Regions from separate parts of the Homo sapiens genome. Here region 2 is linked to region 1. Evidence: chromatin loops called from intact Hi-C (ENCODE). Cell type or tissue: IMR-90. All regions are shown on one strand. Each heading gives the region's core, and the rest is flanking DNA. Links, peaks and the distances in the headings are about the cores only.

Evidence for each region. Peaks named below come from ENCODE experiments on the same cell type or tissue, not always from the same donor. Only the 100,000 strongest peaks of a DNase experiment are listed, where the experiment ranks them.
Region 2: a loop joins it to region 1, with 3 times the contacts of the local background. A loop is called at or near these places in 13 of 110 quality-filtered maps.

The regions. Positions count from the first base shown.
Region 1 is chr11:69,698,096-69,713,969 of GRCh38, forward strand. It overlaps FGF19 (fibroblast growth factor 19), which reads right to left and starts at 5,927. Exons shown (of 3, transcript NM_005117.3): 1 at 5,550-5,927; 2 at 5,166-5,269; 3 at 143-1,481. The coding sequence starts at 5,781. The coding sequence ends at 1,167. RefSeq lists silencers at 1,186-1,480, 14,192-14,392, enhancers at 2,246-3,198, 7,336-7,698, 8,238-8,867 and a promoter at 6,000-8,197. In IMR-90, for the core only: a CTCF peak has its summit at 6,673 (motif pointing right); no DNase peak of the experiment used is centred there; H3K27me3 peaks cover 4,484 bases.
Region 2 is chr11:69,781,376-69,797,249 of GRCh38, forward strand. No RefSeq gene overlaps it. Among named protein-coding and RNA genes, the nearest start is that of FGF4, 14 kb to the left of the region's middle. RefSeq lists enhancers at 292-829, 7,469-8,014, 8,015-8,559, 8,991-9,695, 9,696-10,398 and 1 more. In IMR-90, for the core only: no CTCF peak of the experiment used is centred there; a DNase peak (open chromatin) is centred at 10,146; H3K27me3 peaks cover 2,830 bases.

The DNA.
Region 1 (15,874 bases), core at 4,708-9,707:
AAACCCGCTAACTTCCCACCCGAGCTTTTGGTGTCCAGGGCAGACACACCGAGGGTTTCCTCCCGTGGACGGTGCTGCCCCCCACCAGCCCCTTCCCCACCCTCCCTAACATTCTAGGCGGATAATAGAATGCACCTTTTGATACAAACAAACTCCATTTTAATATACAAAACAAACCTCACTTACATACATAAATATAATTTGGGGGCATAAATAATGTAAGAAAATAAGAGATGTACATATCAAAATAAATTACTCATAAATATCATGTTGGAAAACCAAGTGCTGGGGAAAGGGTTCTAGGTCTTCCCCCGCTGCTTCCACACAGCAAGTTATTGACAAGACTTGGGGTCTTCAAATCTTTTCTTTTCCTGATTTTTGAACAAGAAGTGCAGGTTGACATAAGGTGGGGGGCCTGGGAGGCCCCAATCCATGGGGAGGCATGTGAGGTGGGCAGAGGGCTGGTGGGCTGGGAGATGGAAGCAGGTGACACCGGGACAGCAAGTTATTCTCAGGACAGCATCCATGACAGAACTGGCCTCAGGGGGAATTCTCAAGTTGTCCCAGGGCTGGAGTGGGGCTCCAGGCTTCCCCTACTCCTGAAGCCTGGTGGGCCATGCCTGCTCCAGTCAGTTCTGGCCTGGAGGGATTTGGGAAGGGCAAATGGTCCCTGGAAGTAGAGATATAGATCAATTCCCACATGGGGTTGAGTGAAATTTACCTGCTGTTTTACAGAGTGGATCACCTGTTCCTGAAATTAAAACTACTGCCTGTCTTCTGGCTGCTCCTGGGGAAGTGATGAGAAAAAATTAGAGAATTTCAGCTTGACATAAGAATTTTTCCAAAGGAAGTGAGTTCCCCATCGATGGAGGTATTCAAGCAGAACTGAGACAGTGCAGCAGCTTGTCCAGCAACCTCGAGGGAGCAGAATGGGGGCCCAGGCAGCAGCTGGGCAAGCTACAGGCTTACAATGTTATGATCAGACAAGTCTATTGGCTAGAAACTGGCACTGCCAATGGAAAACTCTGAATATGTACAACTTCTAGATGTTTCTTCCTAAAGCTAAACAGAACGTGGACTCAGGACTGTTCTTGTAGAAGCACGTCCCCCACGCTGCAGGTACCACAGCCCCTGGCAGCAGTGAAGAGGCCCGGGCATGGTCTCAGTTACTTCTCAAAGCTGGGACTCCTCACGGCCTCCAGTCCGGTGACAAGCCCAAATGGGTCCATGCTGTCGGTCTCCAGGGGCGAAGAGAACATGTCAGATTCCAAGTGGCCCCTGAGGTCCTCAGGCTCCTCTGGGACCATGGGCAGCATGGGCAGGAAATGAGAGAGTGGAAGAAAGCCTCTGTTCTTGTACAGCTGCCGCTGTTTGGCACTGCTCAGGGAGACCGGGAGGCGGTGCTTCTCGGATCGGTACACATTGTAGCCATCTGGGCGGATCTCCTCCTCGAAAGCACAGTCTTCCTCCGAGTACTGAAGCTGCAGAGAAAACAGGCAGCTCTGAGCAATCCACAGTGGACAGGGAACACGGGTCCACATGGACGTTTGTGCTACAGACTGTCCCTGGTGGCCACCAGCAGTGACCTTCCACATAAGCATCACTTGCATGTTTTATACATACTTCCTGATGTACACACTGTACGTGTAAGTATATATAAAATATACCTTTATATATGTAAGTATATATAATATATAATGTACTTTAAGGCCAGGCACAGTAGGTCACACCTGTAGTCCCAGCACTTTGGGAGGCCCAGAGCAGATGGATCACCTGAATCCAGGAGTTTGAGACCAGCCTGGGCAACATGGTAAAATTCCATCTTGACAAAAAGTACAAACATTAGCAGGTCATGGAGGTGGGCGCCTGTAGGCCCAGCTATTCGGGAGGCTGAGAGGTGGGAGGATGGGTTGAGGCTGGGTAGTCAAGGCTGCACTGAGCAATGATCATGCCACTGCACTCTAGTCTGGGTGATAGAGCAAGACCCTGTCTCAAAAAAAAACAAAACAAAAAACCCACAACTATATATATACACAGAGAACACACACACATATATAAATGTACTGTAAGTGTAAGCATATATAATATGTACATTATGTTAATATATAACCCATTAATAAATTAAATATACATTTATATACCTTTATAAATTATAATCTTTATATAGATATACATGCACACAGACAAAACTGAGGTTTATTATTTCATATATGTATATTTTATGTATATACTTAATACTACATATACACTCTATATAGACCCAAATAATTTCCACTAAATTACCTCACTTTTTCGAGAGCCTTGTCCTAAGCAATAATATCCATCAACCCACAGGAATGCCGTCTGTGTTTCCCTCACCCTTTACATTACAGACATAACTCCTGGCATTTAAAAAGTTCCTGGGTATTTCATTGGCACTTTGGGAAACACTGATAAACTGGGTTGTCATCTTAGGATAGGTCTTTTAAATAAATTGCGTGTGATCCGATCTGGGTCCCAGATGAAAGCATCTGTTCCCCACCTATCTCAGAAATCACTGTGTGCCTTTATCATTCTAAGGCCTTCTGGTCTGCAGCAGTTCTGAGAACCATCAGCCCCGCTGTCTCCTCCATTCAGTCACCAAGGGCCTTCCAGGCAGGCTGCCAGGAGGCAGATCTCAGCAGCCCCTCCCCCAGGCCAGGCCAGGCCAGGCCGGCGCCCAGCTGGTGGCCGGAAATGTGTGCTGAGGGAAGCCTTGTCTTAGAACATTCATAGTCCACGGGGTTGAGAGGTGCCAGTGGGCAAGTGCCATCCCACACCGGTGTCATTACCCCTTGGCGACCCAGGACAGGCGCAGGCGGGAGCCGGAAGGGCTGGGCAGTAAACACACTGCAGGACGGCCTCAGTCAGGTTCCTGCCTAAGTCTGCAAAGGTCACTGAACTGCAGGTGGGTGACGAGGTACCTGTGCTAATAAGCTCCTGATAAGAGGCTCATTGCAGCAACCCAGGCTCCTGCCGAGCCCACGGATGGCTGGGACAAAGCATCGGACAGCAAGCGTGATTTCTCCCAAACTCCCAAAAATGCCAAATGATCAATAAACAAGGAACACAAAACCGAATGATTGGAGGACCTTCTTCTATTTACTTGGCTTGTCCTTTGGGAGAAATTAGTATCACTTTCTCCATACAGAAAACGAAATGACTTCAAGTTTCTAGAAGAATGTGGCATTTTTATTTAAGAAAGAGGCCAGGCGAGGTGGCTCATGCCTGTAATCCCAGCACTTTGGGCGGCTGAGGCAGGCAGATCGTGATGTCAGGAGTTCGAGACCAGCCTGGCCAGGATGGTGAAACCTCATCTCTACTAAAAATACAAAAAAACTAGCCGGTCATGGTGGCACGGTGCCCGTAATCCCAGCTACTTGGGAGGCTGAGGCAGGAGAATTGCTTGAACCCCGCAGGTGGAGGTTGCAGTGAGCCAAGATCATACCACTGTACTCCAGCCTGGGCGACAGAGCAAGCGAGACTCCGTCTCAAAAAAAAAAAAAAAAAAAAAAAGATCCTCAATTTCTGTTAGACCATGCACAGGGGATCAAGAGGCACAAAGGGGGCTGGGCGCGGTGGCTCACACCTCTAATCCCAAAGCACTTTGGGAGGCCGAGACGGCCGGATCACTTGAGGTCGGGAGTTCAAGACCAGCCTGGCCACCAACATGGTGAAACCCCATCTCTACCCAAAATACAAAAGGTAGCTGGGCTTGGTGGTGGGTACCTGTAATCCCAGCTCCATGGGAGGCTGAGGTAGCAGAAACGCTTGAACCTGGGAGGCACAGGTTGCAGTGAGCCGAGATCTGGCCACTGCATTCCAGCCTGGGCGACAGAGCAAGACTCTGCCAAAAAAAAAAAAAAAAAAAAAAAAAAAAGGCACAGAGGGATTTCAGGTGACCCAACCCCCAATTTGGGCAGAATGGCGGGTTAGGTTGACGTCCCCTGCTGGCCTCCCATCATTAGGAACCCCCACACCCCCTGCCATAGTAAATGTCAAAATTAAAGTTGCAAGGGTGGGTTTGGAGCGGCTCTGGGTGGGAGTCAGCGTCCAGCGTGCCGACCACCCCCTTTCTCTGCAGTCCTCTCACGCAGGACTCCGCCATAAAACCTGAAACAGGCGCTCCGAGTACACGGAGCACGGCAGAGGCACCGAGCAATTTTGAGACTCTAAAATGCTTTGTCCCGCTGTTCACAAAGGAGCTGGTTGGGCCGGAGGCGGCCCCGCCTCTGCATCCTTTCTGGGGTGGGGGCCCCGGGCAGGCGCGGCCACCCCCGCCCTGGCCCCTGCTCCGCCAGGGAGTCCGGGGCTGCGTGTGAGGCCTGCGCGGGCCGAGACCTCACACAGCCTCCTCTGCGCGCGGGGCCGCGGGAGGGGCGCGGGTTCGTTCCTTTGAACTCCCAGCCTTTGTTCCCGGCCACCAGAGCCCCAGCGCTCGTACACTTCCGGCCCCGGGACCTCTGCGGTTACCTGGGCCTTCCCTGCCAGCCCCCACCCCCTGCCCCCACCAGAAAGCGTTTACAGGACAGGTGAGGCCCGCAGGAGGAAAAGCACTCCCCTGGCGCAACATGACTCCAGCGCATCTGCGTCTAAGCCACACCGTGCTCCTGGTAGATTAAAAATTAATTCTAAAAAAAAAATCTCTCCTATCCCAAATGCACTGTTTTCTGCCTTGCTTGACAATTGATTTGTTTTTAAAGGAAAGTTATGGGTAGATCCTCTTTTTTCTTTCCCATTCTTTTTTTCTTCTTTTATACTGGAGGGAGGGAAACGGAGGCGAGGACCACACACGCGCAGGCAGAGGCTGAAAAGGCCCGAGGTGGGTTTTCCTGTTTAATATCAAAGGAGGCCGAATAATGGGTTTCCTCGGTCCGGCTAGGCCGGCCTTTGACTCAATTGGAAATGCAAAGGCAGCTTTTGCCTATTCTCTGGCTGCTGGCTGAGACCCTAAATTTCCGTAGGAAATCGTCGGACATGCACTTAATCGGTCTTTGCAATCTTTCCCTCGAAGTTGCACGCGGGTCTGGGCGGAGGAGGCGAGGAAACCCTGGATTCGAACCAGCGCCTTTCTCTCCTTCAGGCCTCCGCCCGGGGACAGGCGCCGGTCCCCCGCCCCGGCGCATCCGCCCCGTGGGGACACTTACCAGCCCCTGCATCTTGCCGTCGGCGCCCATGCAGAGGTACCGCACGCTGTGCACGCCCTTGATGGCCACGGTCCGCAGAGCGACTGCCTTGATCTCCAGCAAACCTAGGCGCAGGGGAAGCGAGAAGCTGCAGCAAGGACCGCTGGGCCCGCACCACGTGGGTGCGGTCGGTCCACAAGCCTGTGCTTCTCCCTAGCGTCCCGCGCTGTTTGGGGACTAACGGAGGGATCCTAACGTCCAGGTGCCAAAACCTGGGGTTCCCAGGAGTTGAGGGGTCCGCAGGAGCCTAAGGGTGGCAAAGGAAGGAAGGGCGCTGGGGTGGGGCGCGCGCAGCGGGGTGGGGTGCGCGCGGCGGGGCGGGCGGGGGTGCTGGCGGGCACTCACTGTGCGCGCTCTGGCCCCGCGCGCAGTCCACGACGCCGTCGGCACGGATGCGCAGGAAGCAGCTGGAGAGCCCGTGGGGGCCGGAGGTGTACAGGTGCCGCAGGCGGATGGGGTCGCCCCAGCCGTAGTGCACGTGGGGCCCCGCGTCCGAGAAGGCGAGGGGGCGCCCGGCCACGGCCAGCCAGAGGCCGGCCAGGATCCATACGTGGACCACCACACACCCGCTCCGCATGGCACCTCCCTGGGGCTCTCGGCGCAGCTCCGGCGATGGGGGTGCGGGAGGCTGGGCGGCGACCGGGATGCGCTGCGGGGCTGTGAGTGCCGGGTTGGGATGGTCGTGGCCCTAGATCCTGGACGCAGCGCTCCTGCTCTGACGGCGCGGCGGCTCCGGGCCGGCAGCCTTATATAGTAGCGCCTTACGGGCCCCACGGGTAGGTGCCCAAGACACCCGAGCATTTCTTATCGGGATTGCATCAAGCCTCCGCCCCCCGCACACACCCACTCACACCCCGCCTCCGGCCCCAGCCCCAGCCCCCTCCCCGGGCCCGGGCAGGCAGGCGGCGGCTTCTTGTCCCAGCCGGGGTGACCCCGCCCAGGCCGTTCGGATCTGCGGGAGGAGGAGGCCTCGCTTAGCGGCCGGGTTTCGGGGAACTCCTCCCCACCGCGCAGCGGCCCCGAGGTTCTTGGCTGGGAGAGTTTGACTTTGTAAAGCAATCGACAACTGGGGCCCTTCCCCCAGGCCTCAGGCTCCCAGTGGATGCACTCGGCGTGGGGCACTAGCGGGGGCGGGGTCAGGAACCCCGGGGCCAGAGGTTGGGGGGCACCGAGTTTTGCCCCCTTCACCCTCTGTCGGGAAAAGCCTCACCTCGGCCTTAGTGCCCTTCCCCTTAAAAGCCCACTCGCACTCCCTCCCCCGACTTTCGCAGCCCCGCACATCTGACGTCAAAGCCGTCCCGTAGAATTTTCCCCGGCAGTTCCGACAGTCTCAGGTTCTTTCAGCTTCATCTTCTTGCAATTCCTGCCCCGCCCCTTTTATCCGGGTAAATTGCCCCCCGACGGGGGGCCGGGCGCGCTCTCGGCCGGCGGGGAAACAATGGAAGCCGCGCGGACTGTAGGTGGCGCCGCAGCCTCGGCGTCCGCCTGGGCTTTGCGCTCCTGGCCCCGCGCCCCTGCCTGCTCCGCGCTCGCCCCGGCCCCGCGGCTGTGCGCGAGATGCAACCTGAAAGGGGGCACTGGGAAGGAGGCTCTCGGGCAGGGTGGGCGGGCCAGCTGCGGGATTGGTGAACCCCAGCTTCTCGGCTGGAGGGTGGTGGAGGCAGGGGCGCAGGGAGGGAGGCCTGGGCCTCCGTTTCCCGTTTTTTGAGCTGTCTTGTGTCGGGGGTCTGGTTTTTGAGTCCCCGAGTCCCTGCGCACGGGGTCAGGAGGAACAGCACGGTCGGGGAGGTCGAGAGCGCCTTACCTGGTGGGGAGGGGTCGGGAAGGGGCCCAGGAACGGTGATGGGCGCCCCTGGCGTCCGGGCAGGTGCCAGGTGAGGAAAGAAATGGGGGCCGCTCCATGAAGCGGTTCCTGCCAATAAAGAAAACGACATCCAGAGAATACCCAGGCGGGGAATAAAGGGGTCCTCCTACGGGGCTTTGGTTTAACTCTAATTATTTCTTGTTATTCTTCCAAACCCCCAGCTCCTGGATGTGGGGCCCCAGGAGGCTGGTTTTGGGGGCAGAGCCCTCCTGGCCCAGCGCAAAGGCGATGGGGAGGGCAAACAGGAGAGACAGCGAGAGAAATGCCAGGCCTAATGAATTTCAATGAGCAGAGGCCACATTCATTCCCCAGTCAGTGACTGGCGTTAATGACTGAGGGCGCAGCAAATGTCACCAGGAAAGTCTTTACAAAAAGACATCATCCCGAAGGCTTTCTAGACCAGGGACCCCCACGCTGTGTGTCTTGGTTCAGAAAGCCGTGGCTTCTGTTAAATCTAATTACTTCCCCCCTGTGGCTTTAAATCGACGGCGGCTCCTATTAAACTTAATTACCCTCCCCTGCAGCTTTCGTTTTAAAGATCCGTGGTAAATGCGTGATAAATGCTCTTGAGGGCGATGGCAGAGGCTGCACTGGGGGACACGACCCAAACCGGGTGGGGGCGATGGCAGCCTCTGGTTCCACCCCTACCCCTCTGCAGCCCCTTCCAGGGACATGGGGAAGAGAGTGGCTGATGCGATCAGGGAGGTGGGGAAATGAGGAAGGCGGCTGCTGTCCCCCAGCCCCTGTTCTGAGCGCTTCATGGAGGTTCTCAGCTCAAATCTCCACAAGAGCCCCCACAGTATTCTATTCCTCCCTCCCCCATGGAGCAGGAGGGAAATGGCCCCAGAAAAGTGGCCGAGTAACCCAAGGTCGCACACTCTGTTAGTGGTGAAGTTGGAATTTGAACCCAAACAGTGGGGCTCGTAAATCCAGGCTGTGCTGCGTCTTATCCCGGGACAGGGGCTCCGGGGTCAGACCCACTGTAGCATGGATCACACCCGGCCACTCCCTGGGTAGGTCGTGGACCGCTGACCCATTGCCCTCTCAGCTTGCTCTCAGGCTTGTCCTGAGGGTGACAAGGAAGAGGGGACAGAGAGGGCCTGGGATGTAGCACTCATGAAGGTGTTGATGGCAGGCCTTGAGGTCAGCTGTGTGCCGGCCATCTCACAGGCACAGCAATGCTCTGAGAGCTTAGGGGATGGATCCTGCTCATGTGAGGTAGCTGACGGTTACAGAGATGGACTGCCGGGCCTCGAGGGTTTGCCCCAGGTGGGCCAGGCACACGATCTTGGGTGTTTGCTGGGCTCCCTGGTGTGTGTGGTTAGAGGGAGCCAAGCCTGCAGAGGACAAGGCAGTGCTGGCCAGCAAGGGGCTCTCCTGGCGAGAGCAGAGGTGTGGCAAGGGCTGAGGTCCTCCTCCCACTCTGTTCTGTGCACACCGGGACCTCTGAAGCCACCTGTGTGCTGCATTGGGCTGACTTTGCTTTTCAGGTTGTGTTTGATTTGCCCCTGGGTGGCTAAGCCGGCTGAATCGCCCAGGTGGGGTTTCATTCATTGAATGGCATGGGCAATGGGTAGCAGGTAGGGTCCAAGGCACCTGGATGTCCCGCTCACCCATGCAGGGGTATGGGGGTCTCCAGCCCAGGTGTCCAGAAGGGCTTGGCTTGGCTTTGTTCTGGATTTGATGTTAGCTTTTTTTTTTTAATTCATTTTTTATTTTTTTATTTAATTGCCCTGTAGAACCGTAAATCCTTTTTCTGGAGTCTTCCTTCTTCCATCTGAGGGTGTAGAGGTTCCTTCTTCCTGATTATGGCAAATGAGTGATTTCCACCATTTCTAAACCCGTGTCCCAGTGTCTAAGAACATCTTATTCGGCTTCACCTCCAATTTTTACATTATGAAAATCATAGTTTTCCTTTCATTTTACAGTTAGAAATGTATGTTTTGCTGTCAAATGTGCATTCTTCTACATAAGCACTCCCTAGAGCCCCTCCCAAACCCCCTGCTCCCACCTTGTGATTGAAAATTATTTTGTAATTGGAGAAACTTCTGGGTGTGGTAAAAGTCTTTATCAGAAAATAAGAACTGCAGGGTAGCGTGGGACCGAGAGAGCTGTGAACACTGAGGTGATCGAGGCCACGCCCCACAGCTGGTTCCTGGCCAACTGGAGGCTGAGACCCAGGGACTCCTGAATCTCAGCCCAGTATTTTTGCTACAACCTGCTAGAACATGCATTATTTCCCCCAAGACTTTCTGATTCACCAACAGCCATTTCTTCCCCCATACGCATCGTTATTCTGAAATGAGGCCACCCAGCTAGCCCAGAAATTGGCAGAGACTGTGACAGAGTAGAAGGAAGACCTCTTTGAGATTCCATTTCCTCATTTGTAAAACAGCAAAAGGAACGCTAATTTACAGGGTTAATACGAGCATTAGAAAAGACATCCCCATCTATCAAGTGACCAATATTTGTAAGATAGAGACAGCCTGGCACATGTAAAGCACATAACAGAAGGGTAGCTATTGTTACTGTTGTAAATGCTGCTCTCTGGCGATCTTTGCTACATTTATTACTTATTTTAAAATTTAATGGCAACTCTAGAAAAAGATATATAGTGACAAAAAGCTGGATGGAGATCCACTAGAAAAGGGTAAATAGAAGGCTGGGCGTGGTGGCTCATGCCTGTAATCCCAGCACTTTGGGAGGCCAACGCAGGAGCATTGCTTGAACCCAGGAGGCAGAGGTTGCAGTGAGCCGAGATCGCACCACTGTACTCCAGCCTGGGCAACAGAGAGAGACTCTGTCTCAAAAAAAAAAAAAAAAAAAAAAAAAAAAAAAAAGCAGAGAAGGATAAATGGAAGATGAAAATGTTCTCTATCTTTATTGTGGTAGTGAATACACAGGCAATGACATTTATCAAAACTAATAGAGCTGTTCCCTTAAAATTAAGGTGCATTTTTTTCAGAGCAATTTCTATTAAATTCTAAAGTAAATTGTGTCTGAATTTTAAATAAGCATTAATAGATACTTTTTTTCCAGTTGTTTTATTGTGTTGAAACATAAACAACATAAAATTTACCATCCTAACCATTTCTAAATGTACAGTTCAGAGGAATTAATACATTCATAAAGCTGTGTGGATCACCGCCACCATCCATCTCCAGAACTCTTTTCATCTTGAAAAATGAGATTCAGCTGGGTGCGGTGGCTCACTCCTGTAATCCCAGCACTTTGGGAGGCCAAGGTGGGTGGATCACCTGAGGTCAGGAGTTCAAGACCAGCCTGGCCAACATGGTGAAACCCCATCTCTACTAAAAATACAAAAATTAGCTGGGTGTGGTGGCGCATGCTTGCAGTCCCAGCTGCTGTGGAGGCTGAGGTGGAAGGATCGCTTGAACCCAGGGAGCGGAGGTTGCAGTGAGCCAAGATCACACCGCTGCACTCCAACCTGGGCAACAGAGTGATACTGAAAAATAAATAATAATAAAAAAAGTATGTATGTATCTTAAAAAAAAATCATTTGAATTGTAACCTCCTTTCCACCAACTCAGTTGTAAACACTTTCCTTGGGATTAAATATCCTAGCACAGCCTTTGACACCAGCACATCTGAGTGATACAATCTGTTGTCCCCTATTGCTGGACGTTTAGGTTGTTTCCAACGTCCCCTGCCAGACCATGCAGGGGAGAACATTCTTGGAGACGCATCTCGCGCATGTCCGCTCTTGGAATTACTGAGCCCTGTCGTCTCTCCCCCAGGTAGGCCCTGGCCCTGTGTAAAGGGTGGAATTCAGGAAGCTGCCCTGCTTCTGTTCACACAAAGGGCAGCACAGCTTCCTCCAGACATCTGCGGTGAGCCTGAGCACACATGGATGTTCTCAGCTCAAATCTCCGCAAGAGCCCCCATGGTATTCTATTCCCCCTTCCCCATGGAGCAGGAGGGAAATGGGGGCCCCAGAAAAGTGGCCGAGTGACCCAAGGTCGCACACCCTGTTAGTGGTGAAGTTGGAATTTGAACCCAAACAGTGGGGCTTGTAAATCCAGGCTGTGCTGTGTCTTATCCCGGGACAGGGGCTCCTGGTGTGTAAGCACCACCACCAGCAGGCACCATGAGGCATAGCAAAGCTGGAGTCGGAGCCCTCCCTTTACTGCCGGTTCAGAAGGCCCAGGACGTGAGCTCCCCTAGCTGGGAGGGCCTGCTTGTGCTGTGAGCCTTACTTTTCTCACCTGTGAGGACAGGAGCTGACAGAAGTAGCCACAAAGGGTATTTCTGTACGTGAATGCTCTTTTCCCTCTGGTCTCCCTCATCAAAACAGATATGAGTTCCCATCGCGAATGTGTTGAGCTGTCAGAGTAGCAACGTCGTGAAAGAATGCGCCCAGGCTTTGAATGTCAGCTACTGAAAGAAAACAAAAAGTAGCTTAATGAGAAAACATTAACCGTGTTCATGCTGACTTCGTGAAAAACCATAAAGTGAAAATATCGAGGTTGGAAATTCTCAGAAGCCCTGGCCTCTGTCTGCTTCATAAACCTTTCGTGGAGAAGGATGAGTCCCAGACTCCACAAGTGGATGGCTCTTCAAACTTCATGCCCAAAGGGAGGGTCTTTTCTCTCCAAAAGCTCAGCCACCTTTCCACAATGTCTTTTTTCTTTCTTCTGTCCGAGATGGTTAGGAAATCCCAGGACAGGCCTGGCCAGCACCATTTGCTGAGTGCTTGAAATCCTCTGGCCATGGTGGTGGTGGTAGTGATGGCTGACACCAAGTGCCCAGAACTGTCCTGGGCAGTTTACATGCCTCACGGTATTTGGGTCTCATAGCTCCCATTCTAAAGAGGGGCAAAGTGAGGCTCAGAAACTGCTCCTTGCCCAGAGTCACAAATAAAGCCAATAAACAGCAGAGTTGGGATTTGAATGCAGTTCTAGCTGAATTTGAGTCACAAAGCTATTTAATCATTACTCTCTTTTTATTTTTTTAAAAAAGAAGCAAAACCAGGCCAGGTACAGTGGCTCACATCTGTAATCCCAACATTTTGGGAGGCCAAGGCAGGTGGATCACTTGAGCCCAGGAGTTCAAGACCAGCCCGGGGGACATGGCGAAACTCCATTTCTACAGAAAATACAAAAATTAGTCGGGCGTGGTGGCGTGAGTCTGTAGTCCCAGCTACTTGTGATGCTGAGGTGGAAGGATCACTTGAGCCTGGGAGGCAGAGGTTGCAGTGAGCTGTGATCCACCACTGAAAAAAAAAAAAAAAAAAAAAAGGAAAACCCAAACAGCTGCTCTTTCAAAAAGTTAAGAGCCCTGACCAAATTCGGAGCCTCAGCTAGGGGCTTGGCCCTACTCTTCGATTCCTTGGCCCCATGACCTGCCCATGTGCTTCCCAGAGTGGTCACTGGAGACCCTGGGCTGACTCTAGCAAGATAGCCAGAGAGCCCCCACTTCTGAGTGCAGCCCTCAGCTCCGCCTGCTCTGCTGTGTGGTACCTGGACGTCATGTCTTGGGGTGGAAATTGACCCTACATGTCTCCTCTTCAGACAAAGCTCTGTGGAAGTGAGGATACAAGTGCGCAGTTTGCGGGCATGACCCTGGTGTCCTGCACGGAGCCAGCCTGGCACTTGACGCTGCCAAGAAATATTGGATGAATCATTTAAAAGAACTGGAAGGGCCGGGCACGGCGGCTCACACCTGTAATCCCAGCACTCTGGGAGGCCGAGGCGGGTGGATCACTTGAGGTCAGGAGTTTGAGACCAGTCTGGCCAACATGGCGAAACCCCGTCTCTACTAAAAATACAAAAATTAGCCGGGCGTGGTGGTGGGCACCTGTAATCCCAGCTACTTGGGAGGCTGAGGCAGGAGAATCACTTGAACCCGGAAGGCAGAGGTTGCGGTGAGCCGAGATTGAGCCATTGCACTGCAGCCTGGGTGACAGAGCCAGACTCCGTCTCAAAAGAAAAAAAAAAAAAAAGAACTGGAAGGTGTTGACATTGCTGTGCACTCACTGGCCTCCTTGCCCATCCTTTCCTTGTTCATCCCGTCTCTCCTTCCTCCTGCCCTCCCTTGACTTCCATTGCCAAACTGATCATTCGTCCCACCTGCAAACTCATTCCAGACACTTCTGATGGGTCACACATCATGTCGAGAAAATTAGGCCAGGTACAGTGGCTCATACCTGTAATCCCAGCACTTTGGGAGGCCAAGGTGGACAGATCACCTGAGGTCAGGAGTTTGAGACCAGCCTGGCCAACATGGTGAAACCCCGTCTTTACTAAAAAAAAAAAAAAAATGGCCGGGTACGGTGGCTCATACCTGTAATCTCAGCACTTCGAGAGGTCGAGGTAGGCGGATCACGAGGTCAAGAGATTGAGACCATCCTGGCCAACATGGTGAAACCTCGTCTCTACAAAAAATACAAAAATTAGCTGGGCGTGGTGGCGCGTGCCTGTAGTCCCAGCTACTTGGGAGACTGAGGCAGGAGAATCGCTTAAGCCCGGGAGGCGGAGGTTGTAATGAGTCAAGATCACACCACTGCACTTCAGCCTGGCTGATAGAGCAAGACTCTGTCTCCAGAAAAAAAAAAAAAACTTAGCTGGGCATTGTGTCAGGCACCTGTGGTCCCAGCTACACGGGAGGCTGAGGCAGGAGAATCGCTTAAATCTGGGAGACAGAGGCTGCAGTGAGCCGAGATCATGACACTGCACTTCAGCCTGAGTGACAGAGTGAGACTCTGTCTCAAAAAAAAGAAAAGAAAAAGAAAAGGAATTCGAATCTCTTCCAGCCCTGTGGTATCTTAGCAACAGGGCTTCTAGCTGGGCAGAAGGGGTGTGTTTGGGGCAGCAGGGGACGCAGGCAGGGAGGTCCCATATGGGCTGATGTTCCTGTTTCTGCTGAGGGCTGTTTTGGGCTAATGGGGCTTCCATAAACAACAACTTTCTTCAAGGTCCACAGCAGAACACACTCCGGGAACTGACCCCTGCATGCGGTTTCATTTCAGGGGCCGCTTCCAGATGCTGAGTCCCCCACTTGCATGATCACTGTGACTTTGTAAATGCCAGTATTTCTCTCCTATCCGTATCAAGAACACTGATAGGAGAGGAAGTCACCTGCCAGTATCCGGTGGCAGCTCATAGGAGAGGAAGTCACCCGCCAGTATCCGGTGGCAGCTCATAGGAGAGGAAGTCACCTGCCAGTATCCAGCGGCGGCTCATAGGAGAGGAAGTCACCCGCCAGTATCCAGTGGCGGCTCATAGGAGAGGAAGTCACCCGCCAGTATCCCGCGGCTCATAGGGGAGGAAGTCACCCGCCAGTATCTGGTGGCGGGGAGTCAAGACAGAGACTTCCAGTTGAGTCACATTCAGTCTGTTCGCCTCAACTTGGAGGTATCAAGGCCTCACCCCGGGGAGTGGCCTGCAGTTATCCCTGCAGCAAGGCGGAGAGCCAGGTGTTGTTCCGTTTTACAGGTGAGAGGCCCACGAAGCCTGCCTGGCTGTAGGATCCACCAGTGGGTAAGGGGACCATGAGCAGACTCCGAGAGGCCAAGTGCATGGCCTGCGGTCACTCAGCGAGCAGAAGCCTCATGGACAGGGTTTCCCTCCCTGTCCAGCTGCCCCCAGGCCTGGCCAGAGATCAGCAGGCCGGACAGATATTCCCGGAGGCTAAGCTTGTATGAGTCTGGAGGGTGTCACTCCAGCTCATTTGCAATAGATGAGCTCAGAATTCCAGGGTTGGAAAGGACCTTCAAGAGGATTTCCTCAGCCAGGTGTGGCGGCTCACTCCTGTAATCCCAGCAGTTCGCCAGGCCGAGGCAGGAGGATCACTTGAGTCTAGGAGTTTGAGACCAGCCTGGGCATAGGGAGATCCCATCACTACAAAATTTTTTAAAAAATTAGCCAGGTGTAGCGGTGTGCACCTGTAATGCCAGCTGCTCAGGAGGCTGAGGTGGGAGGATGGCTCGAGGCTGGGAGGTCGAAGCTGCAGTGAGTCATGATCGTACCTCTGCACTCCTGCCTGGGTGATGGGATGAGACCCTGTCTCAAAAACAAAACAAAACAAAGATTTCCTCCAAGCCCTTTATCGTCACCTAAGCAAAATAAGCAAAGAAAGGGTTTGCCCGAAGACGTCCAGCCACCCGGCTGCAGCGAAGAGGCTGGAAGTACTTAAAAACAGCATCCCTTCCCTCCCCTAAAATAAGCACACACATGGCGGAGTTCCACATTTAATTTGTAATAAAGTCTTTTTTTTTTTTTTTTTGAGAAGGAGTCTTGCTCTCTCACCCAGGCCGGACTGCAGTGGCGCTATCTTGGCTCACTGCAAGCTCTGCCTCCCGGGTTCATGCCATTCTCCTGCCTCAGCCTCCACAGTAGCTGGGACTACAGGCGCCTGCCACTGCGCCCAGCTAATTTGTTTGTATTTTTAATAGAGACGGGGTTTCACCGTGTTAGCCAGGATGGTCTCCATCTCCTGACCTCGTGATCCGCCCGCCTCAGCCTCCCAAAGTGCTGGGATTACAGGCGTGAGCCACCGCACCCGGCCAATTTGTAGTAAACTATTTTTAAATAATAAAACCCCACACTTAGAAGAGATCTTATGAAAAATCCCTGCCTAAGCAGATTGGAGGTTGCCAGAGGTTGGGAAAGGAGAACAGGGGTGACTGTTTCATGAGTCAGGGGCTTTCTTTTGGGGTGATGAAGAAGTCTAGAAACTTGATAAAGGGAGTTTGGGGGAAGGTACTAAATGCCATGGTGAATTGTACACTTTAAAATGGTTAATTTTACGTTATGTGAATTTCACCTCAATAAAAAGAAATCATATA
Region 2 (15,874 bases), core at 7,348-12,347, 86 kb after region 1:
AGGAGCGGGTTTGGTGCAGGGTGGGGCTGCTTTGCAAGGCTGATCGTCTTTTCTTCTCACCCAGCCCTGCAGGGTGTGGCCCTGCTGGTCATCACCATTTTACAGAAGAATTAACCCAGACTCAAAGCCTCTGAGCAGCTCACTCAAGGTCATGGAACTAGCAAAGAGCTAAGCCAAAACTCAAACTCCTGCTGTGTACGCCAAAGTCAGGCCCCTGACCATGCTGCTGTCTGCCTCAGTTTCCCCTGCAGCAAAATGGAGCTGGTGGTCTGGACCTTGTCTGCCTCAGAGGGATGTCAGGGGCTCAAACTGTGCAGGTGAACTCTTCTGTCAGCATCAGAGTGGGGCTTAAGCTCCATGAATTGATATCATAACCCCAGTTGATTTGTTCATTTGGAGGATCACAAAACAGACCACCAAGCCTCCAACTCCCGGCAGTCTCTTTAATATTTCAAATAAAAAATGGTCAGAGCCAGAAGGGACTCACCTAAGGGCTGCTAAAGTGACCCATTCCTTGCACAGAAGCCAGTGGAAGGCCAAGAAGGAAAGGGCTCCTCCATGTTACCTAAGGACCCACCTTTCCCGCTCAGGGGTCTGGCACCCCGTCAGCTGAGTGAGCCTTTATGGAGTGCCTGCTCAGGAGAGTCATGGGATCTAGGGACAGGGTCATTTCAGCCGAGACCTAAAGAAAGGGTGAGTAGGAGCCAGCCAAGGTGGAAGAGTGGGAGCTTCAGGAAGCCAGTGTGTGGAAGCTGGGTGGGTGCATGAGGTCAGAGGGATGGGCAGGACTTTGTGGACCCAGGAAGGGTTTCAGCTCCCTTTGAGGGGTGCTGAAAGCCAGGGTGCCATGGGCTCAGCTCACCCCATGGGGCATGCCAGGGAATCCTTGAGGTCACAACCTTCCCCAGCAGAAGGAGCACCCCACAGGCCTGGTGGGCTGACCCTCAGGGTGGTGGGGTTGTGCCTCCTCCCCACTTGCTTCTTCCCTTCCCTCCTCCTCAGGGTCTCCCAGCAACATGGAAGAGAAGCCCACTTTCCTCCCTGACACCACCACTGGGCATGGGATTCCACCTGTCTCCATGAGAGAAGATGGGAAATACCAGTGGGGAAGCAGAGAGGCTCCCCATTCTCCAGATTTCAGACCACAGGCCCCTCAAGGGAAGCATCCTGGTAGGGAGGAGGTGGAAGAAAAGTTCTATTCAAAGTCAGTCTTGGCAACTGTACCCTCCCTCCCCCCTCCCTCTCCCTGGATGGACTCGAGGCCTGGGGAAGGCCTGACCACCCGGCCCTGGCTGTGTGAGACATCCATGCCTCAGGCGGGTTCCTTCTCTTTCCCCCTGTCTCCCTCCAGGACAGCAAAGCCAGGTTCCATCCCACCCCCTGGAAGAGGTGTTGCCTGAGGACTAGATCTAGGGGGGACCCTAAGAAAGGTGTCTATGGTGGCACCTGGATGGGAACATTCTGGAGTCTTGCCATTGGGATTGAGAGGGATGCTCAAGTGATCATAGGACAAAAACTAGAATGAAGCTTTGGGGCCCACCCTCCCCTATCAGGGAGGAGTCCCTTGTTCACACAGAAGTCACGTCTCCTTTGCTCTCGGGTAGTTCTGAACTTGGTGTTATAACATGTGGGTTTGTAAATCTGGATCACTGAAGGCAGGATGCACCCACCCCTTCACTCAAATTTGGATTTAGATTGACCTTGGTCTGAAAAGCATTACTTGATTCTTGGGACATATGTGTGTTTCTTTGTCCAAGAAGATAGGAGATCAGATGAGAGGACTTCAGCAGGGACAAGGGCTCAGAGGGATAAGGATAATCTCTGGTACATTTTAACTATGAATGATTTAAAATACTCTTACTCTTTTTTGTTGTTCTTGTTCTTGGTTTTTTTTTTTTTTTTCTTTTGAGACAGGGTCCCACTCTGTTACAGGCTGGAGTGCAGTGAGGCAATCATCGCTCACTGAAGCCTCAAACTCCTGGGCTCAAGGGTTCCTCCCACCTCAGTCTCCCAAGCAGCTGGGGCTGCAGGTGCACGCCACCATGCCTGGCTAATTTCTTTTTGTTTTTTGTAGAGATGGTGTCTCACTGTGTTGCCCAGGCTAGCGTGGAACTCCTGGATACAAGCGATCCTCCACCTCGTCTTCCCAAAGTGCTGGGATTACAGGCATGAGTCACTGCGCTGGGCCTTCTGTTACTTCTAATTAATTTATTAATTGACTTTTGGGGGAGACACAGTTTTACTGTGCCCCCCCAGGCTGGAGTGCAGGGCTGTGATCTTGGCTCACTGCAACCTCCGCCTTTCAGATTCAAGCAATTCTCCTGCCTCAGCCTCCTGAGTGGCTGGGATCACAGGTGTGCACCACCACGTCTGGCTAATTTTTGTACTTTTAGTAGAGAGAGGGTTTCGCCATGTTGGTCAGGCTTGTCTCGAACTCCTGGCCTCAAGTGATCCACCCGCCTTGGCCTCCCAAAATGTTGGGATTACTGGCGTAAGCCACCACGCCCAGCCTCTTCTGTTACTTTTAAAAATGTGTCCAGTGGAGTCTATAACAATACCAGTTTGACAGCTGCCATCTTTTATTTTAGAAAAAATACATGAATAAGCTTTACTCCAGCAGACAAATATTATAAACCCTCACCCATTATCTTTGTATTTTAACCTCGAAAGTCTTTCATTGATCATTTTATTATTATTCTTTTTTTTTTCTTTTTTCTTTTTGAGATGGAGTTTTGCTCTGTGGCCTAGGCTGGAGTGCAGTGGCACGATCTCGGCTCACTGCAACCTCTGGCTTCCAGGTTCAAGTGATTCTCCTGCCTCAGCCTCCCGAGTAACTGGGATTACAGACTTGCACCAACACGCGGGGCTAATTTTTGTATTTTTAGTAGAGATGGGGTTTCACCATGTTGGCCAGGCTGATCTCGAACTTCTGACCTCAAGTGATCCACCCGCCTCGGCCTCCCAAAGTGCTGGGACTACAGGCGTGAGCCACAGCACCTGGCTGTTCACTCTATCATTATTCACTGCAATAAATGAAATATTTAAAAAACTAATTTCCTAGGCTGGGCGCAGTGGCTCATGCCTGTAATCCCAGCACTTTGGGAGGCCAAGGCAGGCAGATTGCCTGAGGTCAGGAGTTCAAGACCAGCCTGGCCAACATGGTGAAACCCTGTCTCTACTAAAAATATAAAAATTAGCCAGTCATGGTGGTGTGCCCCTGTAATCCCAGCTACTCAGAGGCTGAGGCAGGAGAATCGCTTGAACCCAGGAGGCGGAGGTTGCAGTGAGCCGAGATCGCACCACTGCACTCCAGCTTGGGTGACAGAGCGAGACTTAATCTCAAAACAAACAAACAAACAAATGAATTTCTTATGACTGTTAGCATTAAATGGTTTTGTTCTGGATTTTACTTTAAACAACTTTTACTAATACATAGTTAATCAAAATGCCATGAATGTAATATCACATAATTGATAAGTAAAGAGCACAAATAAAATTCTGGTAGAAATGAATCTTTTTTTTTTTTCCTGAGATGGAGTCTCACTGTCGCCCAGGATGGAGTGCAGTGGTGCGATCTCGGCTCACTGCAAGCTCTGCCTCCCAGGTTCACGCCATTCTCCTGCCTCAGCCTCCCGAGGAGCTGGGACTACAAGCACCCGCCACCACACCTGGCTAATTTTTCGTATTTTTAGTAGAGACGGGGTTTCACCATGTTAGCCAGGATGTCTTGATCTCCTGACCTCGTGATCCGCCTGCCTCGGCCTCCCAAAGTGCTGGGATTACAGGCGTGAGCCACCGCACCTGGCCGAAATGAATCTTTTAATGTGACCTAGGACAGGGCTTTAAAAAAAAATTTCATATGACCACTACTTATTGCTAGAATAATATGGCGTTTGGCCTCAATTTCATTCCCATTTTCTATTTCTGTTGATGGCAAAGCCAAGAAGCCTTGTCCTCAGGTGGAAGACACAGAATTGAAGTTTCGTTATGGTGATGTCACTCAAGGATTTGAACACTCGCCAAGGTATACACTCAATCACCTGGTTTATATAAAAAATGGTGTCTCCTGCTTGATCTGCTGACACCATCAACAGCTCTTTTTTTTTTTTTTTAATTCTTTGAGACAGGGTCTCCCTCCGAACCCAGGCTGGAGTACGGTGGCACAATCTCCCCTCACTTCAGCCTCAACTTCCCTGGCTCAAGCAATCCTCCCACCTCAGCCTCCCAAGAAGCTGGGACTATAGGCATGTGCCACTATGCCCAGCTAAATTTTTTTTGTTTTTGGTAGAGTTGGGATCTCACTGTGTTGCCCAGGCTGGTCGGCAGCTCCTCTCTTAATTCCTTGATAGCAAAGACTCACCAGTCATTGGAGCTGCACTTTCTCAACTTCGGGAAATTTTATCCAAAGGTTTTATTTGTTTGTTTGCTTGTTTGTTTGCTTTGAGACAGAGTCTCACTCTGTCACCCAGGCTGGAGTGCAGTGGTGCAATCTCAGCTCACTGCAACCTCTGCCGCCCAGGTTCAAGGGATTCTCCTGCCTCAGCCTCCCAAGTAGCTGGGATTACAGGCACCTGCAACCCTGCACAGCTAATTTTTGTAGTTTTATAGAGATAGGGTTTCACCATCTTGGCCAGGCCAGTCTCGAAATCCTGACCTTGTGATCCACCAGCCTCGGACTCCCAAAATGCTGGGATTACAGGCGTGAGCCACCATGCCCAGCCCAAAGGTCTTTTTTGCCAAGAACAATTAATTATACCAGTTACTTTTTTACTTGGAGGAGACTTATTAAACCTGATATAATGAAAATGGGGAAGACTGGGAATGAAACTGTTGCTAATTTCAACATGGCTTCGCCAGTACTATAGTGATACAAAGCTTCCAATGCATTGCGGGTTTATATCTATTTCTTTCCGAACCTTGCAGCTGCAGACACAACCTAGGCAACACTTAGACAGCTTTCCCCGTATAGCCACAGAATCAGTAAAGCCAGTTTTCTCAGTGACAGCCATGTGCCACTTACCATTGGAAGACCTCGGATTGTATTTTCCAATTCAAACAAGTGAGTTAATCTGCGTCTCCAGAGTATACCCCCTGCTTCTGATTTCTGACTCTATGAAGTAGGAGGAGATGCAGACATGAAGAGAAAAGGCCAGATCCCTGCCTGGAGCTGGGCACCTGGCGACTTCTAGGCTCACCAGGATTTTTGCCTCCTTTCCTGGGCCTCTCTCTCCAAACTGTGGCCTTGAGACCACAAGTAGCCCAGGACGGCTTTGAATGTGGCCCAACACAAATTCATAAACTTTCTTAAAACATTTTGAGATTATCTTTTTGCAATTTTTTTTTTTTTTTAGTTTATCAGTTATCATTGTTGTTAGTGCATTTGATGTGTGGCCCAAGCCAATTCTTCTTCCAGTGTGGCCCAGGGAATCCAAAAGATTGGACACCCAGCCGGGATTGGTGGCTCACGTCTGTAATCCCAGCACTTTGGGAGGTGGGCGGATCACCTGAGGTCAGGAGTTCGAAACTAGCCTGGGCAACATGGTGAAACCCTGTCTTTACTAAAAATACAAAACTTAGCTGGGTGTGGTGGCAAGTGCCTGTAATCCCAGTTACTCAGGAGGCTGAGGCAGGGAGAATCGCTTGAACCCAGGAAGCAGAGGTTTCAGTGAGCTGAGATCGTGCCATTGCACTCCAGCCTGGGCGACAAGAACGAAACTCTGTCTCGAAAAATAAATAAATAGGCTCACACCTGTAATCCCAGCACTTTGGGAGGCCCAGGCAGGCGGAACACCTGAGGTCTGGAGTTCAAGGACAGCCTGACCAACATGGAGAAACCCAGTCTTTATTGAAAATACAAAATTAGCCGGGGGTGATGGCACATGCCTGTAATCCCAAGTACTCGGCAGGCTGAGGCAGGAGAATCGCTTGAACCCGGGAGGCGGAGGTTGCAGTGAGCTGAGATCACGCCATTGCACTCCGGCCAGGGCAAAAAGAGCAAAACTTCATCTCAAAAATAAACAAACAAGTAAATAAATAAATAAAGTTAAAAAAAAAGATTGGACATCTCTGCTCTAATGCATCTTTGTCAAGGGCATGGGTTTGGGAGGCACAGGTCACTGAAAGAAATAGGCAGGTCCCTGGCCCTCCACTCCCAAGGCATCTGTTAGGAGCTCTCCAGGGCAGGCCAAATGGGTGGCCACTTCTGCCGCCACCCTGCACCCTCCCTGGGCTGCTTCCAGGCCTGAGAGAGCTGGAAGGAGTGTCGGCTCCTGGTCCACATTGCAGCTTTGTTTGGTGCCCTGAGGCTCTAGCACCTAAGGAGCACTCCTTTCTTTTGTAAAGTGGGAGAAAGAGCCTGTGAAAGGGAAGGTGGGGAAAGGGAACCGTGGCTGGGTGCTCTGTTCCTCCCATTCACCAGGCAGGAGGAAGTGGGGGCTCCAGCTGCGGGTGTGGCCTTGGGATGGAGCAGAGACTCTTTGGAGAACTATTCCTTCCCCTATGTGCCCATCAGACCTCAGCTCAACCTTGACCTTTCTGGGAAGCTTTGCCTGACTTCTCAAGTCCAGTCGCCTATCACAAGGTGATCACAGGACAGTCCAAACTGGGCCTTTTCAGAAAGAAAGGAAGTGCCCCTCACTATTACCCTGGGACGAGGGGTGCACCCCTGCACAGTTCCAGGCAAGCAGGACTGGGGCCACCTGACCTGTTCCACTCTCACCACCACGCACCCTGAGCCCGAGAGCAGCCTGCATGGCCAGCTCATGCTCTCGGAGCGCACCAGGAGGGCTCGGGGAACTCACCTGTGCCTGGACACCTGCAGCACTAGGGCCTCGATTCACCCAGTGATCAGCTGTGCATGAAAAGGCTGATGTTCTGTCTCCGAGGCTGGTGGCGTAAAGGACTGCATTTGACCCTGAGGGGCCCACAGGATGGGGCGGATAGCAGCAGGATCCAGCAATGCTGGGTAGAGGGCGAGGGTGCAGGGAAGACGGCCCAGTCCTTGGACACATGCCCCCCATCAGCCTGCCAGTGGGAGCCCCGTTTCCCATTCACTCACGAACCCCAAGAGGTGGGCGGGGATGATCCATCTCAGTTCACCAGTAAAGAAACTGAGGCCCAGAGAGGAGGTGACTTCCCCAAGCATACGTGACAGGTACCAAGTGGTGTCTTAAAGTCAGCGTGGGCAAAGGAAGACCTCACTGAGTCAGTGTCCTGGAAAATTCCTTCCAGAAGCCAATTCCCAGCAGGTCCCAGAGGCATTTTGCCCTCCAGGGTTGGCTATTTTTCTGGATGGGATGAAGCAGGCAGCTTGCCCTTAGGGACCACGCTGGATAAAAAGTACTCTCTGCACTGTGCACTCATCTATTGTGGGGAGGCCAAGCTGAGCCCTGCCTGGTGGAGTAAGGGCTCCCTCACCCCCTCTCCTATCCCCGCTCCAGGGCTCAGGGAACAGCAGGGGGAGTCACTCGTGTTAGTAAATTATTATTTCCCCACCTGCCATGGTCATCATGATTGCTGCCGTTGCATGGGGGGAGTTCACGGGTTCATTGCAGCCTCCAAGGCCTGTAAGGACCGCCTGGCTCTCCCTCACTCTGGGTGAGACCTTGGGCAGATTCTGACCCTCAGTCTTCTCATTTGTGGGAAATCTTAGCACTCACTCACATCTTAGGGCAGTGAGGTGGCGGCTGATGTTAGGTGAACTCACGCCTAAAAGAGCAGGCATCTATTCTGGTCTGCTCTCCCAAGCCAGTCCTGCCTCTCTCCATCAGCCTGCGGGGCTTCCCGCCTCTTTGAGGCCAGGGATGCAGGGTCCTCGCAGGCAGCCAAGGGCCATTCCTGGGCCTCCGGCCTCAGTGACAAGAGGCTTTTTTCTGCCTCTGCCGCCTGCTCCCTGACATCCCACGCGCCTGCCTCTAAGCCTGAGATGCGGCTTCTAAGCCGGGGCAGACCCAGCCTGCTATTCTGGGGTCTTCTTTCAACTATTTTGGCGAAGACCAAATGGCAGCCTCCTTTAAAATAGCTGCTGCAGGCCCAGGGGTCGTTCCCTGAGAACCAGGTCAGGCCAGGCCCGCACTTCTTCCTAGCAGCCCATTCAAGTTAAATACGGCCCCTGGCATCTGCAGCTTCGAGGAGGGCTCAGCTGAAATTCCGACGGGCAAACACGGGGCGGACACCAAAATAAAACCTGGCTGGCCCTCCGAGGTGCCTGTGGCTTCTCAGTTTCACAGACGTGCTTACGTTTTTCATGAAATCACAGGGCTAGTCGCAGGAGGTGGTGGGAGTGCCTAAGTCAATGAGGAGCAGTGGCCAGTCCCCCGGCCCCACGGTGGGTCACTCCATGAAGTCTACTTGGAAATGTGGGAACCCAGGAGCCCCTCACTGCAGCCGAATTCTCTGGGAGGCTGCAGCTCCCGGATAAATGAGTTCACCTCCCCTTGATTTCCAGGACCAGATGGCTGCTGGCTTTGCTCACCTAAATTGGGGTGGGCGGGGGGGGTCCTTTAATAGAATATACACATAATAACTGAGGAAACTTTTTTTTTTTTTTTGAGATGGAGTGTTGATCTTGTTGCCCAAGCTGGACTGCAATGGCACAATCTCGGCTCACTGCAACCTCCACCTCCCGGATTCAAGCGATTCTCCTGCCTCAGCCTCCCTAGTAGCTGGGATTACAGGCATCTGCCATCACACCCGGCTAATTTTTTGTATTTTTAGTAGAAAAGGGGTTTCACCATGTTAGCCAGTCTGGTCTCGAACTCCTGACCTCAGGTGATCCGCCAGTCTCAGCCTCCCAAAGTGCTAGGATGACAGGCGTGAGCTGCCGCACTCAGCTGGAGGAAACTTTTTTGAAAAAAAGCAAGCAGAGCCGGGTGTGGTGGCTCACGCCTGTCATCCCCACGCTTTGGGAGGCCAAGGTGGGCAGATTACTTGACGTCAGGAGTTCGAGACCAGCCTGACCAACATAGTGAAACCCTGTCTCTACTAAAAATACAAGAATTAGCTGAGCATGGTGGCATGCGCCTGTGGTCCCAGTTATTTGGGAGGCTGAGGGCACGAGAATCACTTGAACCCTAGAGGTGGAGGTTGCTGTGAGCCGAGATCACACTGCGGCATTCCAGCGTGGGCAATAGAGTAAGAATCCGTCTAAAAACAAAAAAAAAGCGAGCAGAAAGGACTCCCATGGATAAAGTGATGCCACTTCAAATTCTACTAAAGAGATGGCACCATGGTCCAAAGATAGCATATTGCCAAGTGACTCAGGTGTGTGTCCTTACTGCCTGGAAGATGAAGTGCTTAGGTGGTTTTACTGTCTTACGCCTCGCTCTGGGCTGCCCCCCTCCACATTCCCACCTTGGGAAGCCAGTCTCTGGACAAGTGCTCCTCAATGCCTCGGGTGGGTCCCAGCATCAGGACGACAATAAGTGGCAGCCATGAACCCTCCAGAGCGATGGGAGCGGAAGCCTAGTGGGTGTGTGAGGCCTAGGAGCCAGCCTGGAGTGGGAACACGCCAACCTGCAAAGCCACTCTGGGTCTGTGAGCTCGAGACTGCGTCGCCTCCCTCTCTTACTGGCCTTGTGATGGCATCAGGTCTAGAGTCTAGGGAGTACCTTGCCCACTTTGAATCCTGGCGAGTCATTCAACAAATGTTGGCTGTACTTCTGTGGATGCAAGTTTGGCTCCAGGCAGTGTGGACAAAGCAGAAATGCCACCATGTCCACCGTGGGGAAGCTGACATCCCAGGGGAGAAGCAGACACAGAGCTAGGAATTACCTGTAGGGTGAGGATTAAGAAAGAGGAAGAGAGGGCTCTACAGGTAGGGTCTGAAGGAGACCAGTAGCCACTGACCTAGTCTAAGGGCCAGGGAGGTGTCCTCCAAGAAGTGGCATCTGGTGGACCTACAGCCGGGCTTGAGCGGTGACAGTGCTTCCAGGCAGGAAGCACAGCATGGGCAAAGGCCTAGAGGAGACACGAGCAGCCTTGCTTAGGGAAGCCCAGGCAGCAGCCTTGGGAGCTGAATCCAAGAGGCTGCGAGCTAGCAGGGCTTTAAAAAGCCTGGCTCGGCTGGCCTTGGGTTGGGGCCCAGTCAGCTTTGTGTCAAAAGCAGAGATTTCTGGTTGCTGCAAACACCTCCCAGGCGAGGCAGAGGCATGAGTCGCTAGCAAAAATTCTCCTTGAAACTAGTCACTGGTGCCAAGAAATAGAGAATCACGTTGCACATCAACCAGAAAGACAGCGGAGACCCGGGTACAGTGAGCCACAGGGAAGTGAACCTGGTAGTTCAGGGCAAAAGCCATTTTAAGAGGCTCACAAACAACCTGGGAGCAGGATCTGGACGCGCTTGTGAATTTCTCCTCTCATCTTTTCCTGTAGTCCCACCCATCCCAGTTGGCCGGCATGACTTTTTGGTAACTCATTTTCACAGAATCTTTCCAAAGCAGACAACGTTTCCATGAGAACATCATCTCTCTCTTGGAGGTTCGTATTTCATCAGTGAGTTTTAGGATTCATTGAATTTCCTCGTTGCTGTTACAAGTAGAGTGGGCCCGGGCCGAATTGGGAACAAATCAGACCGACTGCTGCTGGCCCAGGAATGAGTGTGAGCATCTGGGCCCTGGCCTTTAGTGGCCAAGGACGTGGGCCAGCACGTCAGCAGGAGTGAGGGTCACTAGCCTGGTGAGTCTGTGTGGCGGAAGTCAGTGGAACCTCGGTTGACTGGCTGAGGCCACGCCGGGTGCTGTACACACATTGTGAGCTGGCTTGCTGCATTTTTAGAAGCAAACACATGGCCTCCTTGGTGGGAGACCTCTGAGGGGCTCCACTTTGCTCATCGCTTGCTGTGTGACCATAGGCAAGTTACCCACCTTCTCTGAGCCTCACTTCCTCCTACCCTTGCAGTGAGGCCTCAACAAGAATGTGGACAAGGGAGGCAGGGTCCTGTGCATGGGCTGGTGGCATGGTCTGATCTCTATCTACCTGGCACCTTTTGGAGCCGGTGGGCATTTGCAGGCAGCAGGTCCTGCCCTGGGTCACAGCAGAGGGGGCCCCCCAGGACCCATGGTGGTCCCTCTTCAGCACAGACGCATGTGCTTTGGATTGGGGGTAAGCACGCTCTTTGATATCCTCTGTCTTGCCCCCGGCCCCTAATTGTGCAACTCTGCTTCCCAGGACCCAGGGCCTGGGTGGAGGCGGGAGGGACCTAGGACAGCCATCAGGTCAGCCTGTTGTCAGGGGTGCGGGGGCCAGAGCCAGAGGATGTTTGGTTTCTCACGAGCCATTGTAGTCCCAGGGGAGGGGCTGTTGGGCTCTGGGGATGTGGACACGCCAGAAGCAGTGACCGTGGCACTCCGAAGGGGCCCAGACTCTGTCCATCTTGATCACCCAGGCCAGGAATGTGGTGGCAGAAAGGCCGTCGAGATGAAGGCCCTGATAGGTCCTGGGGCGGGGGCAGGGGATCTTCCTCTTACAAAGGATGTGGGTCACGGTGAGTGGTCTTGCCACAATGTGGGAGGACAAGCAACTCGAGGTGGCTCCTGAGAGATGGTCCTGAGGCAATCCGATCCTGTTGCTGCCTCCTTCACCCTCCGTGGCTCCCCAGTGCTGGATAAGAAGGTCTGATGGGTTTGGCTGGACTCTGGCTGCCTCTGCATAGTTCCCCACCCACCACGACCATCTGGCCACACTGCACTCCTCAGATTCCATTTCTTCTCTGCACCCCCTGCAAAGGCTGTCCCCACCTTCTCTGATGCCACCATTTCAAAGGCATCTCATCTTTGAAAAGCTGCCTGGCTCTCGTCCTCCAGGGCCCAGCAGGGCCACCCCCATCAGCACCACCCCCATCAGCGCTCTACTCCAGCAGGTGATAACTGCTGGTCCATGGTCTGCTTCTCCCATGACATCCCAACTCTTCAGTGTAGGGCCTGTCTGGCATAGCCAAGCCCTCCATAAATGTTTATTTGCTGAATTGACAGCTGGATGAATGAATCATCCTGCAAATACAACTTTTTCCCACTTAATAAATATATTCTACCATTTTCCCACAATATTAGATGATCTTTGTAAACATTGTGACTTCTGTCAAGAGAGCGGATATAATAGGCCATGGCTTATTTAACCACACTGCTCTGTTTCTAATATTAGATGATTTCCGAGTTTATTTCTATTATAAACAATGCTGTGATGAACATCTTTGTGTGTAAGTTTGTTTTTCTGTATTTTGGATGTGATTTTCTGAAGCAGAATCTCTGGATTTGGGGGCTATAAATTTAAAGTCCTCAAAAGTAAACAATAATGTGTTTTATATTTCAAAGTAGCTAGAAGAGGGGACTTGAAATGTTTCTTTTTTTTTTTTTTTTTTGAGAGAGAGTTTCACTTTTGCCACCCAGGCTGGAGTGCAATGGTGAGATCTCAGCTCACTGCAACCTCCGCCTCCCAGGTTCAAGCGATTCTCCTGCCTCAGCTTCCCAAGTAGCTGGGATTACAGGCGCCTGCCACCACGCCCAGCTAATTTTTGTATTTTTAGTAGAGACGGGGTTTCGCTACATTGGCCAGGCTGGTCTCGAACTCCTGACCTCAGGTGATCCGCTTGCCTCGGCCTCCCAAAGTGCTGGAATTACAGGCGTGAGCCACCGCGCCTGGCCGAAATGTTTCTAACACATAGAAATGACCAGTACTCAAGGTGGTCAGCACCCCAAACACCCTGACCTGAGCATCACGTGTTCTATGCACAGGGCCAGGCACAGTGGCTCATGCCTGTAATCCCAGCAGATGGGAGGTGGAGGCAGGAGGATCACGAGCTCAAGATTTCAACACCAGCCTGGACAACATAGTGAGACCTTGTCTCTATAGAAAAAAAAAATTAGCTGGGCATGGTAGCACACTCCTGTGGTCCCAGCTACTCAGGAGGCTGAGAGAGAAGGATCACTTGAGCCCAGGAGTTTGAGGCCTCAGTGAGCTATGATTACACCAATGCACTCCAGCCTGTGTGACAGAGCAAGACCCTGTCTCAAAACACACACCCACATTCTCACACACAGGTGTGTGCCACAAAAAAACCCACAAACACATCCTATGCATATAACAAAATATCACATGTACCCCATAAATAGTAAAATATTATGTATCAATTTAAAAGTGTCAGCTGATGCTGTTTGGAGCACACAGGAGGCTGCCTGTTTAACCAATCCTCACCAGCATTGGATACATTTTATGTGTGTGTGTGTGTTTTTCCTACTTTGTTTTGTCTTTATTAATTGGCAAGCAGGCAATGATACTTAACTTTTAGTTTTTAATAAGTTTTAATAAACATTTATTTTAGGCCAGGTGTGGTGGCTCACACCTGTAATCCCAGCACTCTGGGAGGCCGAGGTGAGCGGATCAGGAGGTCAGGAGATCGAGACCATCCTAGCCAACATGGTGAAACCCCATCTCTACTAAAAATACAAAAAGTAGCTGGGTGTGGTGGTGCGTGCCTGTAATCCCAGCTACTCAGGAGGCTGATGCAGAAGAATCGCTTGAACCGGGGAGTCAGAGGTTGCAGTGAGCTGAGATCACACCATTGCACTCCAGCCTGGGCAACAGAGCGAGACTCCGTCTCAAAAACAAAACAAAACAAAACAAAAACATCTATTTTAGAATAATTTTAGATTTCTAGAAAAGTTACAAAGACAGTGCAGAGTTCCTGTATATCCCATGCTGAGTGTCCCATTATTAACACCTTGTGTTAGTGTGGTGCACTTATTATAATTAATGAACCAATATTGATCCATCATTATTAACTAAAGTCCATGCTTTACACAGAGCGCCTCAGTTTTTCCTTAATGTCCTCTTTCTATTCCAGGATCCAGCCAGGACACCAATCGCGTGTAGCTCTCTCATCTTCATGGGCTCTTCTTGGCTGTGACAGTTTATCGGACTTGCCTGGCTTGGATGACAGCTTTCTTTCTTTCTTTCTTTCTTTCTTTCTTTCTTTCTTTCTTTCTTTCTTTCTTTCTTTCTTTCTTTCTTTCTTTCTTTTTCTCTTTCTTTTTTTCCTTCCTTCCTTCCTTTTTTCCTTCCTTCCTTCCTTCTTTCTTTCTTTCTTCTTTCTTTTGGAGATGGGGGTTTCACTCTGTCACCCAGGCTGGAGTGCAGTGGTGCGATCTCAGCTCACTGCAGCCTTGAACTCCCGGGCTGAAGCAATCCTTTCACCTCAGCCTCCAGAGTAGGTGGGATTACAGACATGCACCACCACGCCCTGCCAATTTTTAATTTTTAAATTTTCTGTAGAGATGGGTCCTCTCCATGTTGTCCAGGCTGGATGGCAGGTTTGTTTTGTTTGTTTGTTTTTTGTTTTTTTGAGACAGTGTCTCATTCTGTCACCCAGGCTGGAATGCAGTGGCGTGATCTCGGCTCACTGCAACCTCCACCTCCTGGGTTTAAGTCATCTTCTCGCCTCAGCCTCCCGAGTAGCTGGGATTACAGGCATGTGCCACCATGCCCAGCTAATTGTTGTATTTTTAGTAGAGATGAAATTTTGCTGTGATGGCCAGGCTGATCTCGAACTCCTGACCTCAAGGGATCCGCCCACCTCAGCCTCCTAAAGTGCTGGGATTACAGGCGTAAGCTACTGCGCCCAGCCTGGATGGCAGTTTTGAGACAGTACTTGGTTTCCGTTCCTGCGCTGAAGGTAACTGTGGGGCTGAATGCGGCTCCATGAGTTGCTTTGATGTTCGGGTTTTCTCCTCCGTGTCCCTTTATCTCCTGGGGGTCTTGGTAGCTTTCCTAGAAATGTGAGCGGCTGTAGAGGTTGTCAACATGAGCCCTTTCCTGTCCTGAGCAGCTCACACAGTTCATGCCGGTCTGTGGTCCTTTCACTTTGGGCCTGTCACCTGTCACTCCACGGTACTTGCTGATGACCTTTCCAGGAGACGGGTGCTGGCGGTCTCGTGGGCCAAGCCCTGGGGATATTTCTATTCCTTGGTTCTGTGGGAGTCAGGGAGGGCCTGAGGGGAGCAGGGAGTGGAGGAACCTTGAGGCAGGGAGGTAGTAGCTGCAGGAGCATCTCAGACAAACCCATTGAGAGCAGCGAGGGCCTCTTTTTCAGGGTGGGCCACAAGCAAGATCCCAACGAAAAGTAGCGTGGCTTCTGTACCTGCCCATAGAGCCACAGCCCCAGAGTTAGCCCCTGACTACACTCAGAACAAAATGCAGAGTGCCTGGCTCAGCCCTGCAAAGGCTGCCCTGCCTGCCTCCGTCATCCCAGCCCCTCTGCAGGTCCGAGGCAGCCTCCCTGCTGGCCTGGCTGCCCAGGGCCTGGGCTAGAACTCCTGCGCCCCAGGGCCTTTGCAAATGACGGACACCCTCCCTGCAGGGAGGCTCCTTCTTGCCACTGGGGTCTTCGCTTGATGTCACCTCTCTAGGCAGGTTTTCCTGGTCAAATTGCCACCTGTCTCCCCTGCTGTGTCCCTCTTGTCTGCTCAGGTTTTAGACATGTAGACATGTGACACACTCGCCACCACCTGGAGTGGCTCTGTTTTTTTTTTTTTTGTTTTTTTGGTTTTTTTTGAGGTGGAGTCTTGCTCTGTCCCCCAGGCCGGAGTGCAGTGGCGCGATCTCGGCTCACTGCAAGCTCCGCCTCCCAGGTTCACGCCATTCTCCTGCCTCAGCCTCCCGAGTAGCTAGGACTACTGGCGCCCGCCACCGCGCCCGGCTAATTTTTTATATTTGTAGTAGAGACGGGGTTTCACCGTGTTAGCCAGGATGGTCTCGATCTCCTGACGTCGTGATCCGCCCGCCTCGGCCTCCCAAAGTGCTGGGATTACAGGCGTGAGCCACGGCGCCAGGCTGGCTCTTTGTTGCTTACATTGTGTGAGTGCCTCACTGGTGTCAGCCGCAC